Regions from separate parts of the Homo sapiens genome. Here region 1 is linked to region 2. A link is a loop called in an ENCODE intact Hi-C map of the cell type or tissue named here. Cell type or tissue: GM12878. All regions are shown on one strand.

Evidence for each region. Peaks named below come from ENCODE experiments on the same cell type or tissue, not always from the same donor. Only the 100,000 strongest peaks of a DNase experiment are listed, where the experiment ranks them.
Region 1: it touches region 2 in a loop (1.8-fold over the local background); 2 of 110 quality-filtered maps call a loop at or near these places.

Annotation. Positions count from the first base shown.
Region 1 is chr12:27,158,723-27,166,722 of GRCh38, forward strand. It overlaps the pseudogene LOC124902904. Among named protein-coding and RNA genes, the nearest start is that of C12orf71, 80 kb to the left of the region's middle. RefSeq lists an enhancer at 5,831-5,890. In GM12878, no CTCF peak of the experiment used is centred here; DNase peaks (open chromatin) are centred at 2,946 and 3,227; H3K4me3 peaks cover 649 bases; H3K27ac peaks cover 2,509 bases.
Region 2 is chr12:27,218,465-27,226,464 of GRCh38, forward strand. No RefSeq gene overlaps it. Among named protein-coding and RNA genes, the nearest start is that of STK38L, 22 kb to the right of the region's middle. RefSeq lists enhancers at 1,738-1,787, 1,928-2,097, 2,118-2,187, 3,847-3,916. In GM12878, a CTCF peak has its summit at 3,351; DNase peaks (open chromatin) are centred at 1,957 and 3,347; H3K4me3 peaks cover 1,386 bases; H3K27ac peaks cover 5,306 bases.

The DNA.
Region 1 (8,000 bases), 60 kb before region 2:
AGTGGGCAAAAGCCGGAAGCATTCCTCTTAAGAACTGGAACAAGACAAAAATGCCCACTCTCACCTCTCCTATTCAACATAGTACTGGAAGTCCTAGCCAGAGCAATCAAACAAGAGAAAGAAATAAAAGGCATCCAAATAGGAAAAGAAGTCAAACTATCTGTCTTCCCTGACGATATGATTCTATACCTAGAAAACCCTGAAGACTCTACCAAAAGGCTCCTGGAACTGATAAACAACTTCAGTAAAGTTGTTTGGATACAAAACCAATGTACAAAATCAGTAGCATTTTTATACACCAGTAATGTTCAAGCCAAATCAAAAATGCAATCCCATTTACAATAGCCACAAAAAATAAAATACCTAGGGATACAGCTTTAACCAAGGAGGTGAAAAATCTCTAGGAGAACTACAAAACACTGCTGAAAGAACTCAGAGATGACACAAACAAATGGAAAAACATTTCTTGCTCATGAATTGGAAGAATCAATATTGTTAAAATGGCCATATTGCCCAAATCAGTCTACAGAGTCAACACTATTCCTATCAAACTACCAACGTCATTTTTCAAAGAATTAGAAAAAAACTATTCTAAAATTCACATGGAACCAAAAAAGATCCTGAATCGCCAAAGCAATCCTAAGCAAAAAGAACAAAGCCAGAGGCGTCACATTACCTGACTTCAAATTATTCTATAAGGCTGCAGTAACCAAAACAGCATGGCACTGGTACAAAAACAGACACACAGACCAATGGAACAGAATAGGGAACCCAGAAATAAAATCATACACCTATAACCAATTGATCTTTGACAAAGCTGACAAAAAGAAGCAATGGGGAAAGGACTCCCTTTAATAATGATGCTAGGATAACTGGCTAGTCATATGCAGAAGAATAAAACTAGATCCGTACCTGTCACCATGTATAAAAATTAAGACTGATCAAATATTTAAATGTAAGAACTCAAACTATAAAAACCCCAGAAAAAAAATCTAGGAAATACCATTCTGGACATCAGCCTGGGCAAGGAATTTATGGCTAAGACCTCAAAAGCAATCACAAAACCAAAAATTGACAAGTGGGACCTAATTAAACTAAAGAGCTTCTGCCCAACAAAAGAAACTATCAACAGAGTAAACAGACAACCTACAGAAATGGGAGAAAGTTTTCACAAACTATGCATCAAACAAAGGTCTAATATCCAGAATCTATAAGGAACTTAAACATGTCAACAAGCAAAAAAACAACTCCATTAAAAAATGAGCAAAGGACATGAACAGACACTTCTCAAAAGAAGACATACAGGTAGCCAACAAACATTAAAAAATGCTCATCATGACTAATCATCAGAGAAATGCAAATCAAAACCACAATAAATACCATCTCACACCAGTTGGAATGGCTATTATAAAAAGTAAAAAAATAATAGATGCTGACAAGGCTTCAGAGAAAAAGGAACACTTACACATTGCTGATAGGAATGTATTAATAAATTAGTTCAGCCGCCATGGGAAGCATTTTGGAGATTTCTCAAATAACTCAAAACAGAGCTACCATTCAACCCAGAAATCCCATTGCTGAGTATATACCCAAAGGAAAAGAAATCGTTCTACCAAAAAGACACATGCACTTGTATGTCCATCACAGCACTATTCACAATAGCAAAGACATGAAATCAACCTAGGTGCCCATCCATGGTGGATTGGTTAAAGAAAATGTGGTACTTATACACCATAGAATACTATGCAGCCACAAAAAGAACAAAATCATGTCCTTTGTAGCAACAAGGATGCAGCTGGAGGCCATTATTCTAAGAGAATTAACACAGGAACAGAAAACCAAATACCACATGTTCTTACTTACAAGTGGGAGCTAAATATTGGGTACACATGGATACAAACATAAGAACAATAGACACTGGGAACTCCAAGAATGGGGAAGAAGGGAGAGGGGCAAGGACTGGAAAACTACCTATTGGGTACTATCCTCACTACCTGGGTGAAGGGGTCAGTTGTACCCCACACCTCAGCATCATGCAATATACCAGTGTAACAAGCCTGCACATGTACCCCATGAATCTAAAATCAAAGTTGAATTTTTTAAAAAGAAATAAAAATAGGTTGTGTTAAAGAAAAAAAAAAACTAGCAGCACAACACGTAAAGTTTAATTCTGACAAGTTAATGAGCCTAGTCACTGGTGAACCAAGAGAAAGTGAGGGATTCAACCCAGCAGTGGAACAGGGGTAGGACACAAACAGAATAAGTGACCCATATTAGCAAGGCATATTGCATTTTATCACATCACATCATATTTTAGATCTAGTTGCCTAACTCAGAGGCAACTATAGAAAAATTAAATTTGTTAAACTGAAAAGATTATTTTGCTAGATTCCATTGCCAGTTTTGTTTAGGGGAAGATGAAACCTACCTCAGATGTATTCCCTCGTTATCACTGAAGAGGACCATTCTGGAACCTCCCTATGCTGCTAACGGGGTCATGGTGTGGTTTGAGTCTCCAGTGCACATTGGAAGATGAGGAGGAGTCTGGGTGGGACCATGAGAGGGTTTTTCTACCACTTAGCAGACAATTTCTTCCAGTCCTAGTTGCTGTCCTCAGCAATCATTGAGTTCACTAAGCGTAATTTAAAGAGCCAGACTCATTCAGTAATCTAAAAGAAAGGAAGAGACAACAAGCATCAGCCGAAAGACTCTAAAGAAATCAGACTTAAGTTTGATCAATGTAACATTATGGGTGGTTTAGTTCCACTTCTGTGGGGCTGAAAGTTTGATTACATGGCAAACACGACAAAGAACAAGCTTGGAGAATCTGTGGAGTTGTTATTGCTTGGTTTTGTTATTTGAGGATTCTCTTTCTAAATGTAAGACAGTGAAGTGACATACTCTGAACACAGACCTAAATTTACCCTGTAAGTGGCCTCAAAACGAGAAAACTCAGTCTGAGAACTGGTGAACTGAAAACCAACATAGGAGAAGAAGGCGCTCAAGAACGCATCCAAGCAAATATTTTCAAAGACGTTTTTATTACTGTTACTTTTTCAAAAACAAAAACAAAAGGGAAGAGGATCCTTCTGTTTACTCAATCACTCAACAAAAATTTATCGTCAGCTAACTGCCCGGAACATCAGAGGTGAGTAAGACAGGTCCCTGCCCTTATGTCCTTTAGAGTCCCTGGGGAAGCAGACTCTGTCAGAGACCTGCCCTTCCTGTTGTGGCCATCTCTATCACACAGAGCTGGGTCCTGACTTCTGTTTGCCGTGTAGGTTTTCAGTAACTGACAGAATACAATAGCAGCTACCATTGATTGCTGCTTACTAAGTGCTTTACAAATGTGATGTCTCTTAAATCCTTAGAACAACTAGGCCTGAGGTAACCTATAGGGGCCTTGTGCAAACTATAAACAGAACTTCTGCAAGATAGATGCTGTCCAGTGATCTGAGCTCAGGTGGGATGCTAGTCCCTTCTCACCTCTTCCACTAGGTTCCCTTGTTCACAGGCTGTACAACTGTACTTGATATGCCCATCAAGAATCTAGTTAAGATATCATCAGTCTCATTTTACAAAGGAGGAAACTGAGGTCCAGAGAGGTTAAATAACTTTTCCAAAGTCATACTCTCTGGAAGTGACAGAGCCTTGACTCAAAGCTGCATTTGTTTGTTTCTGAAATGCTGTTGTCTTTCTCTTATTCCAATTTGGCTTCTTGTTGTTTTGCCAAGGCCTACCAAATCTCCCCTTGCTGAGGCAATAATAATAGAGTTCCCTAAGAGCCTATTATTTCTTATGCATGATTTCCATATGGTCTTAGAAGTCTTCTCCTTCTTTTCTCTCCTACTAACATTGTTTTTGTTTGTTTGTTTGTTTGTTTGTTTTTTGAGACAGGGTCTCACACTGTTGCCCAGGCTGGAGTGCAGTGGTGTGATCACCGCTCACTGCAGCCTTAACCTCCCTAGCTGAAGCAATCCTCTCACCTCAGCCTCCCAAGTAGCTGGGACTACAGGCATGCACCATCACACCTGGCTAATTAAAAATTTTTTTTTGTACAGACTAGGTCTCGCTATGTTGCCTAGGCTGGTCTCAAACTCCTGGGCTCAAGAGATCCTCCCAACTTCCCGGCCTCCCAAAGTGCTGGGATTACAGGAGTGAGCCACTACACCCAGCCAACATTGTTAATAATATCAAAATGCCTATTTTTTTTAAACCGATGGTGTGATTTAAATCCAGATCACTTAAACAATACTCAATAAAAATATTTGTAAGCCGTATATAAATCTGCAAGTAGAGGTAATACATGTAAGAATGTTAATACATAAATATATACAAAGGCAATTTAATATTTTTTCTAAAATGGCTTTTCCATTGAGAAGATTTGCCTCACTGCTGTCTTTGCCCACACTATGGTCTTTCAAGGTCACTTGTGAATGGGAGTGTTGTGGGCATCAGTCCATTATCAACACCTACCAACTTCACCAAGCTGACCTGTCTGTGAGTCAAGCTTGAGTTCCTCTCCTCTGTTCGCTAGTCATAGAAAAACCACCATGAAGTCATTGGTGAGAGCCAAGGAAGAGATGTCAGTCAGTGCCACAGCAGGGGGCTTAGGGAGCCTGGCCACCTTTCCTGCAGCTTATCTGTGCCTTGTGCACCTGCTCAAGCACATTCTCCAGTGTACTGCTTCCTCTTACATTAGATTCCGGCTGAGCCCACCTATCCTTGTAACTTGGGTCTTTGAGATCATCTGGCTCATGATGAGCTGTTCTGGCCATATGGCCACTTGGTGTCCCGTGGTGAAGTCCTCAGCCTATAGGGGCCCAGTAGCCTGCCAGGAGCTGCATTCCACCAGTGTGGAATGTTCCACAAGCAAAACCAAGGGAGCCTAACAAGTGGTGTGCTTCTTTCTTACAAGTAGGCAGTGAAAGATGCAGCAAACTACTTTTTACTTTGAAGGGGCCATCAGTACATGTCCTGTCCTAATCTGGCAGGCCTCTGGATCTTCATAGGGTTAATGTTGTGCCCTCTGGATTATACATATCTATGAAGGCATCTACAGTACATGCCACATCTTGCTCATTATCATGTATCCTCAAAATAGTAGACCAATGTAATTTTTGTGAAATGACCAGATAGTATAGATCCCTATGACAGAAAATAAGAGAAGAACTAATATAGTCCTGGGGCAATCCTGTGAATTTATACCATTGTCATTTCCTGCTAATGCAAACTGCATTGATCCTCTTTTTTGATTGGTATGAAAAGACTATTTCATCAGATCAATGATGGCATACTACATACTAGAGGCTGTATTAATCTTCTCTAGTAAAGATATCACACCCAGTGCAGTAGCTGCAATTGGGACTACTCCTTTGTTAAACTAAAAAAGTACACAGTCATTTACCATCTGGTTTTTATAGATGCGAGAATGGTAACTCAATGGGAACAACTACCCTTGCATCCTTTAAGTCTTTGAGGGTGGCTGTAATCTCTTCTATGTCCCTTGGAGATGTGATATGGTTTTTATTTACTATCTTGGCTGGATGGGGATTTGGCAGTTTCAGGGGCTTCCATTTGGCCTTTTCTGTTACAATTGCTCTTACTCATGGGACTTATAATATTCTAATTAACAAGAAAGTCACAGCTTGAAAAACTAGATATTTCCATCTCTAATGTTATACAACATTATATTATATAAGGTGCATGTATGCTCACCCTCTCACCTCCTCCTTTTCACTTCAGTTACATTTCAGCAGCTCACTCCAGCTGCTCTGTCAAGCTGTTGTTTTCTGCCCTGAGGCTTCTCTGATGTAGTCAGTGGGACACCTGCAGCAGCCTTCTTAGCCCTTCTGTCAAATGTGCAAATCTGGAAATAGGAGGAACTGAACACCTTTGACCAGTGGGGAGAGAAGCCGTGGATAAATCCTTCCATCTTATCTCCCTCAGGCAGACAATGATGAGGTTCATTCTACATGGCTCTTTGGAAGGATTTCTAGAAAGAACACCTCAGTTTCCCATGGTGGTGGTCAGCTTTATAACCCATCCTTGATTTGGCTTTCCTTCCAGCCCAGTGTCACTCTTCCACCTCCCCCCTCCTATTCCTTGAGATCACTTACCAAATAAAGCAGCTGTTGTGAGATCTAGTTTCAGGATCTACACTGTGAGCTTGGTGTGGCACTTTTATATATAGAATTTATACATGTTGTTGTACCAAATCAGAAAACACATGTAGGCACTTCAAAGAAAGAATCATGCAAGATCCTACTATCTAGACATAGCTTTCTAGACTATTGTTTATGCATCTATTTTTCGAAAAATGGGAAGTACAGTAAGTAAAGTATTTTTGCTTTAAGAAAAAGTATTTTTTGTATTGTAAACATTTTATGTATTGTAAACATTTTTCGTTCATGGTGAGAACATTAAAAATCCTCTTTTTTTTTTTACTGTTTTGAAATATATAATAAAGTATTACTAACTATGGTCACCAGGCTATGCAATAATGGATCACTAGAACTTATTACTCCTAACTGAAACTTTGTACCACTTGACCAATCCCTCCCCTTTCCCCACCACCTCCACCCCCACTGGCCTCTAGTGAGATCTCGGCTCACTGCAACCTCCGTCTCCTGGGTTCAAGCGATTCTTGTGCCTCAGCCTCCTGAGTACCTGGGATTACAGGCGTATGACACCACACCCAGCTAATTTTTGTATTTTTAGTAGAGACAGGGTTTCACCATGTTGGCGAGGCTGGCCTTGAACTCCCAGCCTCAAGTGATCCACCTGCCTCAGCCTCCCAAAGTGCTGGGATTACGGGCATGAGTCACCGCACCTGGCCTTACCCTCTACTTCTATGAGTTTGACTTTTTTTAGACTCCACAAATAGGTGAGATCATATGGTATTTGTCTTTCTGTGCCTGGCTTATTTCACTTAGCATAATGTCCTCTAGTTCATCCATGTTGTTACAAATGACAGAATTTCCTATTTTTTTTTTTTAGGATGAACAGTATTCTATTGTGTATATATACCACATTTTAAAACTCACTCATCTGTTGATGGATATGCTGGATGTTTCCATATTGTGGCTATTTTTTGTTTGTTTGGTTTTGGTTTTTATTATACATTAAGTTCTGGGATACATGTGCGGAACGTGTAGGTTCGTTACATAGGTATACATGTGCCGTGGTGGTTTGCTGCACCTATCAACCTGTCATCTACATTAGGTATTTCTCCTAATGCTACTCCTCCCCTAGTCCCCCACCCCCTGACAGGCCCCAGTGTGTGATGTTCCCTTCCCTGTGTCCATGTGTTCTTATTGTTCAATACCCACTTATGAGTGAGAACATGTGGTGTTTGGTTTTCTGTTCCTGTGTTAGTTTGCTGAGAATGATGGTTTCCAGCTTCATCCATGCCCCTGCAAAGGACATGAACTCATCCTTTTTTATGGCTGCATAGTATTCCATGGTGTATAAGTGCCATATTTTCTCTATCCAGTCTATCATTGATGGGCATTTGGGTTGCTTCCAAGTCTTTGCTATTGTGAATAGTGCTGCAATAAACATACGTGTGCATGTGTCTCTATAGTAGAATGATTTATAATCCTTTAGGTGTATACCCAGTAGTGAGATTGCTGGGTCAGATGGTATTCCTGATTCTAGATCCTTGAGGAATCACCACACTGTCTTCCACAATGGTTGAACTAATTTACAGTCCCACCAACAGTGTAAAAGTGTTGCTATTTCTTCACATCCTCTCCAGCATCTGTTGTTTCCTGACTTTTTAATGATTGCCATTCTAACTGGTGTAAGATGGTATCTCATTGTGGTTTTGATTTGCATTTCTCTAATGACGAGTGACGATGAGCTTTGTTTCATATGTTTCTTGGCCACATAAATGTCTTCTTTTGAGAAGTATCTGTTCATATCCTTCACCTACTTTTTGATGGAATTGTTTGTTTTTTTTCTTGTAAATTTGTTTAAGTTCTTTGTAGAGTCTGGAT
Region 2 (8,000 bases):
TGTTATGTTTTAAATAGATAAAATGTATATAATATGCATAAAATGTATATAAAAAGATATGTGTGTGTGTGTGTGTGTGTATGTACACACACACACACACACAAATTGGGATCATGATTCGCATACTGTTGTTGTGCCTAACAAGATACCTTGAACATTTTTTCATGTCGCTGAGTTTTCCTCTATAATACTTTTCAAAGGCCACATAGTGTTCTGTTGAATCCAGGTACCAATTTATTCAAGAAATCCCTTACTATTAAACATTCCAATTCTTTCTAGATTGTATTATTTGAGACAAGGTCTCACTGTCACCCAGGCTGGAGTGCAGTGGCGTGATCATGGCTCACTGCAGCCTCAACCTCCCTGGCTCAGGTGATCCTCCCACCTCAGCCTCCTGAGTAGCTGGGACTACAGGCATGTGCCACGAAGCTTGACTAATTTTTTAATTTTTTTTTTTTTTGTAGTGCAGGGGTATCCCTATGTTGCCTGGCTGGTCTTGAACTCCTGGGCCCCAGTGATCCACCCATCTCAGCCTCCTAAAATGCTGGGATTACAGGCGTGAGCCACCATGTTCAGCCAATTTTTATTATTATACATAATTCTGTGAGGAATAACTGCATAACTCTCTCACACTTCTGATTATTTCTTAAGGGTAAATATTCATAGACGAGAATGAACATTGTATTTTGATATCACTTGTTTCTGCCTGCCTAGAGTTTCTTCTCATTTTCACATGATAGAACTGACCTCCTACCTCACTCTCTCATTGCCTTTTAGTATCTGCCTCTCCCACAACTGGTAAAATGTTTCATCACATGGCTGGGACTGATCAGAGTGCCCTGTCTCCTACCACTCCAGGCACAGTGACTGGTCCAGGAGTGAGCATATGATCTAAGTAGGGCCAATAAGAGGGAAATTTTCTAGGTCTGATAATAACTCTTGGATGAAAACATCTCTTTCCTTCTGAAATTCTTAAATGGCACCAAAAATCATTTAAGGTTGGGACTGATGAGGGCCCTCTTGATGCCAACATGGAAGAAAGCAGAGCTAAATAATGAAGTGACAAAGGGGGATTCCTACTGACATCTTTTTTCTCTTTCTTTCTTTCTTTTTTTTTTGAGACAAGGTCTCACTGTCACCCAGGCTGGAGTGCAGTGACGCGTTCATGGTTCACTGCAGCCTCAAACTCTTGGGTTCAAGCCATTCTCCTGCTTCAGCCTCCCCAGTGGCTGTGATTACAGGTGTGCACGTCCATGCCTGGCTAATTTATTTTTATTTTTGTAGAGATAGGGTTTCACTATGTTGCCCCAGCTCGTCTGGAACTCCTGGCCTCAAGCGATCCTCCTGCTTCAGGCTTCCAAAGTGCTGGGATTAGAGGTGTCAGCCACTGCGCCCAGCCTGATGCCATCATTTCAGTTCCTGGTCTCAGCCATGACCGAAGCAAGGTGCTTCCCTAGACTTGTCCAATTATTTGACCTAATAAATTTCCCTGTTTATTTAAACTAATCTGAACTGGCTTTCTGTCTTTGGCAATCAAGGCTCTTGACTAATGTAACTATTGTTAAGGTTTTGATATGTATTTCCAAATTACCTCCCAGAACTACATTGCCAAATACACATGTGGAATGTGGAATTTTAAATTGAATTAATGTTAATATTGCTGCAATGTATCAGTGTAGAATTACAGTATGAGTCAATCTATCTTTTTTTCGTATTTCCATACCCTCATGAGTAAAGCAAAACATCTCAAACAAATCATCACACTCAAGTAAGTAAAGGTGGAGACTGTGATGAATAGAGATCAAGCTAGGTTTATATTATGCCCAGACATCAGGCTGAGTACAAGCCCTTGCTGTCAGGGAGGGGGAAATAAGGTCCATGTACCCTGTAGCCAGTTACACAGTGTGTCTCTAATACCTTTACTTTCTTCCCACATGCAGAAGTGAAAGTTAAGAGAAGTCTGAAGAAGGAGTCAGTTCCAAGAAAGGAGTTAAATTATTCAAGAGTAAGTTGTCAACTTCAAGTCAGTGAGCCAAGGCAGAGTAGTTCATAAAGAAACTGTGACTAGACTAGGTGGTACTCAGTTTCTGAGACAGATTTCTGAGCCAGGCCTGTGGGCAGCTGTACGAGGAGATGGGTTGGGGAGGGGTGATTTTAAAAGGATGCTAAATAACACTGGCAAAACCAAATCAACTCCACACACCAGTGAGATGAACTGGAAAACAGTGTTCATTACTCCAGTTTTTCTATCAACTCCTTATGTAGCTGTGGAGCTAAAAACTGGCTCCAGTCTCACTGAGGTAGACACTATCCTTTTTTTATTTTTTTTAATGGAGACAGAGTCTCGTTGTGTCGCCCAGGCTGGAATGCAGTGGTGCAATCTCTGCAACCTCCACCTCCCAGGCTGAAGCAATTCTCATGCCTCAGCCTCCTGAGTAGCTGGGACTACAGACACACACCACCATGCCTGGCTAATTTTTGTATTTTTTAGTAGAGATGGAGTTTCAGCATGTTGGCCAGGCTGGTCTCAAACTCCTGACCTCAAGTGATCCACTGGCCTCAGCCTCCCAAATTGTTGGCATTACAGGCATGAGCCACCACGCCCAGCAGCACTATTCTTTTAAATAAAATTTGTACGATGCTATTGATTTGGACTGGGCCTCTACAGATCAAACCAAAATGGAGTCACTCATGCTAAAGTTTCATGTCACCAAACAGAAACTAAGTCATCTACCTTTCAAGAAACTAAGGGGGAGAGAGAGAAAGAGGGAAAGACAGCATAGCCAAATCCCCTAACAGGCCAGTTTTAGCTGGCATGATAAAGGAGTACCCCCTGCTTTAATCCGATAAGGAAAGTAACTTTGAAATGACCGATTCACTTTTTGTTCCTTATTTCTGCTTTTTTTTAACCCCTTTTCTGCCTATAAAGCCCACCTCTTCTGCTTAGCTCATCAGATCACCTTTTCTAAATTTTTTATTTTATTGATTGATTGATTTTGGGTAGAGATGGGGGTCTCTCTCTGTTACACAGGCTGTTCTCAAACTTCTGGGATCAAGTGATCCTCCTGCCTTGGCCTCCCAAAGTGTTGGGATTACAGGCATGAGCCATGGTGCCCAGCCACCTTTTCTAAATTTTTATGGGAGATAGTACCCTGATCCATTCATCACAAATAAAAGCCAATTAGATCACTTAACTACATTTGTTGTAATTTTGTCTTTTGACAGTTCTCAAAAGGAAATGAAAACAACACTTTATTAGCAGCAGCGCATCTAAAATGGATATTTTTGAGATGCACCTGTGCACTCTTGGTCAGTTGAAACTTCTGAGTCAACAGTAGGTGGCCTAGTGCTGTTTCCCGAGAATGAGTGGTTTAACTCACCCTTTCATATACCTCTCAAAATGATTTCTTGTTCTTAAAATTACGAATAAACAAAACTGAAGTGAGAAGATGAGCTTCAGAAAAATGGGAACTGATCATTAAACTTTTTTTAGAACATTTCCTGTTCTTCAGCTAGTAGAAGTGGATTATTTTAAAAATCTGTTTCTACTTAGACTTTTTATTGATTAAAAAATAATACATTTCTCCATATCCTGACCAAATCAATGTTGAATACACATTGGTAGGATATTGCTTGTAGGGGCTGCTTGACTTGGCCCAGGCTTGCTGGGTGGTTGGACGTGAAGGGTAGGATAAAGCCGCAAAGATCTCCCCACCCCCCAGCCCCAGATTGCTTAACTGAAGAGACTTTGGAGACCAGCTGGGTAGCCAGGATTGCAGAAGAACAAACTTGAGGACCAGCCAGTTCTGCATTAGAAATTTTGGAGGCATTGTCCAGAGCCCTGAGAATGAGAGAAGATCTCCAACCATCCACGGCTGTTTGGGCAAAGAAAGCATCGGGGAAAGGGAGGTAGGACTCAATAGCTGAGAATCAGGCAAAAAAAATCGGGAAAGTGGGTAATTATCTTATTCCCCACTATCTCTCCTTTCCACTGGCCACCCTTCCAGGTATCCTGTGATCTGAATTCCAGCTCTGCTCAGTTCAGCCTGGGGAATCAGAAGAAAAATTGTCTCTGTCCACAAATCCCTTTCCCCTACCTCTGCTGCTTCAGTGACAAAAACTGAAAGAAGAAATTGGTGTAACAAAACTTTAAAATTTGTATATTTAGAAAATCTGAAAGAATCAACAAGGAGAACTCCTGGAACTAGTGCAGGATATGGTTAACATCCAAAAGTCAATTGCAACCAAGTGCAGTGGCTCACGCCTATAATCCCAGCAGTTTTAGGAGGCTGAGGTGGTAAACTGCTTTAGCCCAGGAGTTCGAGACCAGCCTGGGCAACATGGTGAAACCATGTCTCTACAAAAAATAGAAAAATTAGCCGGGCACTGTGGCATGTGCCTGTAGTCTCAGCTATTTGGGAGGTTGAGGTGGGAGGATCACTTGAGCTTGGGAGGTCAAGGCTGCAGTGAGCCATGACCATGCCACTGTGCTCCAGCCTGGGTGACAGAGTAAGACCCTGTCTCCAAAAAAAAAAAAAAAAAAAAGTCAATTGCTTTCTCATATACCAGCAATGAACAAATGAAATTTGAAATAAAAACCACAATACCATTTACATCAGCATTCCCCAAAATGAAATTGGTAGAAATCTAATAATATATGAAGAAGTTCTAGATAATGAAGAGTATAAAACTCTGATAAGAAAAATTTAAAAAGATCTAAATGATTGGAAAGATATTCCATGTTCATGGACAGGAAGACTTATCTGGTCAAGATTTCAATTCTTCCCAACTTGATCTATAGATTTAATGCATTCTCAATAAAAAGCCCAGCAATATATTTTGTGAACATGAACAAACTGATTTTAAAGTTTATAGGAAGGGAAAAAGACCCAGAATAGCCAACACAATATTGAAGAAGAAGAACGAAGTCAGAGGACCAACACTATACCATAACAAAGACAGTGTGATAGTGGTGAAAGAATAGACAGATAGATCAATGGAACAGAATAGAGAAGCCAGAAATAATTTACATAAATATAATAAAACTGATCTTTGACAAAGTAACAAGGCAATAAAATAGAGAAAAAGAGAAACTTTTCAACAAAAGGTGCTGGAACAATGGAACATCCAAATGGAAAACAAAAATTGAATCTAGACACAGACTTTACACCCTTCACAAAAATTAATTCAGAATGGATCATAGACCTATATGTAAAATGTGAAACTATTAAAATCTCCTAGATAATAACCCTGGAAAAAAATCTAGATGACCTTGGGTATGGCAATGACTTTTAAAATACAATACTAAAGTCATGATCCATGAAATAAGAAGTTGGTAAGCTAAACTTCATTAAAATTTACAACTTCTGCTCTGCAAGAGAATGAGAAGATAAGCCACAGATGGAAGAAAATATTTGCAAATGACATATGTGATAAAGGACTGTTATCTAAAATATACAAAGAACTCTTAAAACTCAACAATTAAAAATGAACAACCTGATTAAAAAATGGGCAAAAAACCTTAACAGAGACCTCACCAAAGACCATACAGAGATGACAAGTATATGAAAAGATGCTCGATATAATATCATATGCCATTAGAAAAATGCAAACTACTAAATGCAAAGTGGCTGCACCACTTTGCAAGATAGTGTGGCAGTTTTTTTTACAAAATCAAACATACTCTTACCATATGATCCAGCAGTTACCTTCCTTGGTATTTACCTAAATAAGTTGAAAAGTTATGTCCACACAAAAACCTGTCCATGGCTATTTACAGCACCTTTATTCATAAATGCCAAGACTTGGAAACAACAAAGATGTCCTTCAGTAGAGGAATGGATACATAAACTGTGGGACATCCAAACAATAGAATATTTTTCGGTGCTAAAAGAAATGAGCTATTAAGGCATTAAAATATATGGAAGAACCTTAAATCCATGTCACTGAGTGAAAAAGCCAGTTTGAAAGGCTACATACTGTATGGTTCCAACTATATCACATTCTGGAAAAATACAAAAATTATGGAGATAGTAAAACAATCAGTGTTTGCCAGAGGTTAGCAGGGAGGTAGGGATGACTAGGCAGAACACATAATATTTTCAGGGCAGTGAAACTGTTTTGTATAATATTATAATAGTGGACACATGTCATCATACATTTTTCAAAACCCATTGAATGAACAGCACCAAGAGTGAACCTTAGTGTAAACTATGGACTTTTAGTGATAATGATGTGTCAATGTAGGCTCATCGATTATAACAAATATGTCATTCTGGTGCTAGATGTTGACAGTTGGGGAGGCTATGTGTGGGGAGGTAGGGGGTATCTGGGAACTCTCTGTACTTTCCATTCAATTTTGCTGTGAACCTAAAACTGCTCTAAAAAATGAAGCCTATTAAAGATGTATTAGCTAAAAAAAAGGGTATAAGTGATGAGTCAGTGAAAGGCAGATAAAAGCATTGAGTAGCAAAGGCTCATTTTCATCAATACTGCCCCATTAAGAAGAGTTTGCTTTCTTCTCTGACATCTTCCATTCCCCACTCCGTTCCTACTTCCACCCTTTTAAGCATTCAGTCACTTTGTAGTCCCCATGCATTTATTTTGTCAAAGTCTGATCTTACGTTAGTATTTCCATATTTTAGGATGGATACACTTTACAGCCTAGACCATAGACCATCCATGCTGAGACAGTTAGAGAGTGATGGGCTTATTCCTAGGTGGGAACAGTTCTATGTGTCTGGTTCCTACCTGTTTGCTCCCAGACTTTCCTGTCCCCTCTCCTTTTTTTCTGTCCCCAGCTCATGGGTACTCTGGATCTAGAATCCTTGCCTTGGACCCACAGTAGAATTGACATGCTGGGCTAGACTGCCCTGGCCTGGCCATTGCCAGTCTTAAGCCTCCAAGTTTCTTTTGCCCTTGGCAACTCCCAGACATATAAGCCCGGCCTTTTTGGTGGGAATGGGGGTTCAAGAGAGACATCTAGAGCTTCTTTTTTCCTTATCAGTTACACTCCACTTCAGAGGTCTAGACCAACTCCCAGTGTGAGTTGCTTCTGGAAGGTTTCTCATTGAACATGTCATAGGTTACAGGTGGTTATGAGACAAAGATGGCTTTAACACATGTTAAACCATTTAGAAACTTAAAAATTTTTATAGCGTTTGAAATTATTTTTGTATTTTTATAGGTAATAATCATACAAAGAAAATAACATATTTTCTTTTTTTTTTTTTTTTTTTTTTTTGAGACAGAGTTTTGCTCTTGTTGCCCAGGCTGGAGTGCAATGGCATGAGCTGGGCTCACTGCAACCTCTGCCTCCCAGGTTCAAGTGATTCTCCTGCCTCAGCCTCCCAAGTAGCTAGGATTACAGGTGCCTGCCACTACTTCCAGCTAATTTTTTGTATTTTTAGTAGAGATGGGGTTTCACCATATTGGCCACGCTGGTCTCGAACTCCTGACCTCTGGTGATCCACCCGCCTCGGCCTCCCAAAGTGCTGGGATTACAGGCCCGAGCTCTATATTTTCTCCAAGTCTTACATAGTTTCTCCCAAATGCCTTTCAGGTTACAAGTGGAGTAAGAGGAACTGAATTACTTCCTGGATGTCAGTACACTTGAGTTTAATCTCAGTTACTCAATAGATGGTGACTGAGGTTATTCATGACTTAATTCCTTCAGATCTTCCTCGCGTATAGGAAGAAGGGAGAAGGACCAGATTGTCATCTGGTCAAGTCTTCTCCAGCCTTAAAATTTTATGATTTCTGTATGTTAAATGCAAATACAGATGGTGACTGTTTGATCCAGCCCAGTTTCCTCCTATATCATGTTTCTCTCAAAGTGAAACCTAAAATCTTGAAAAAGCTTCCTATAAAAGGCCACACTTCAGATTTCATCAACTCCCAAAGCAGACTGTCTATGGATCAGAAATTCTCATCTTGAAGTGGGGCAAGTCCTCACTTGTACACATGTTCTTTCCACTCAAATGCAGACACTGTTCTTGTGG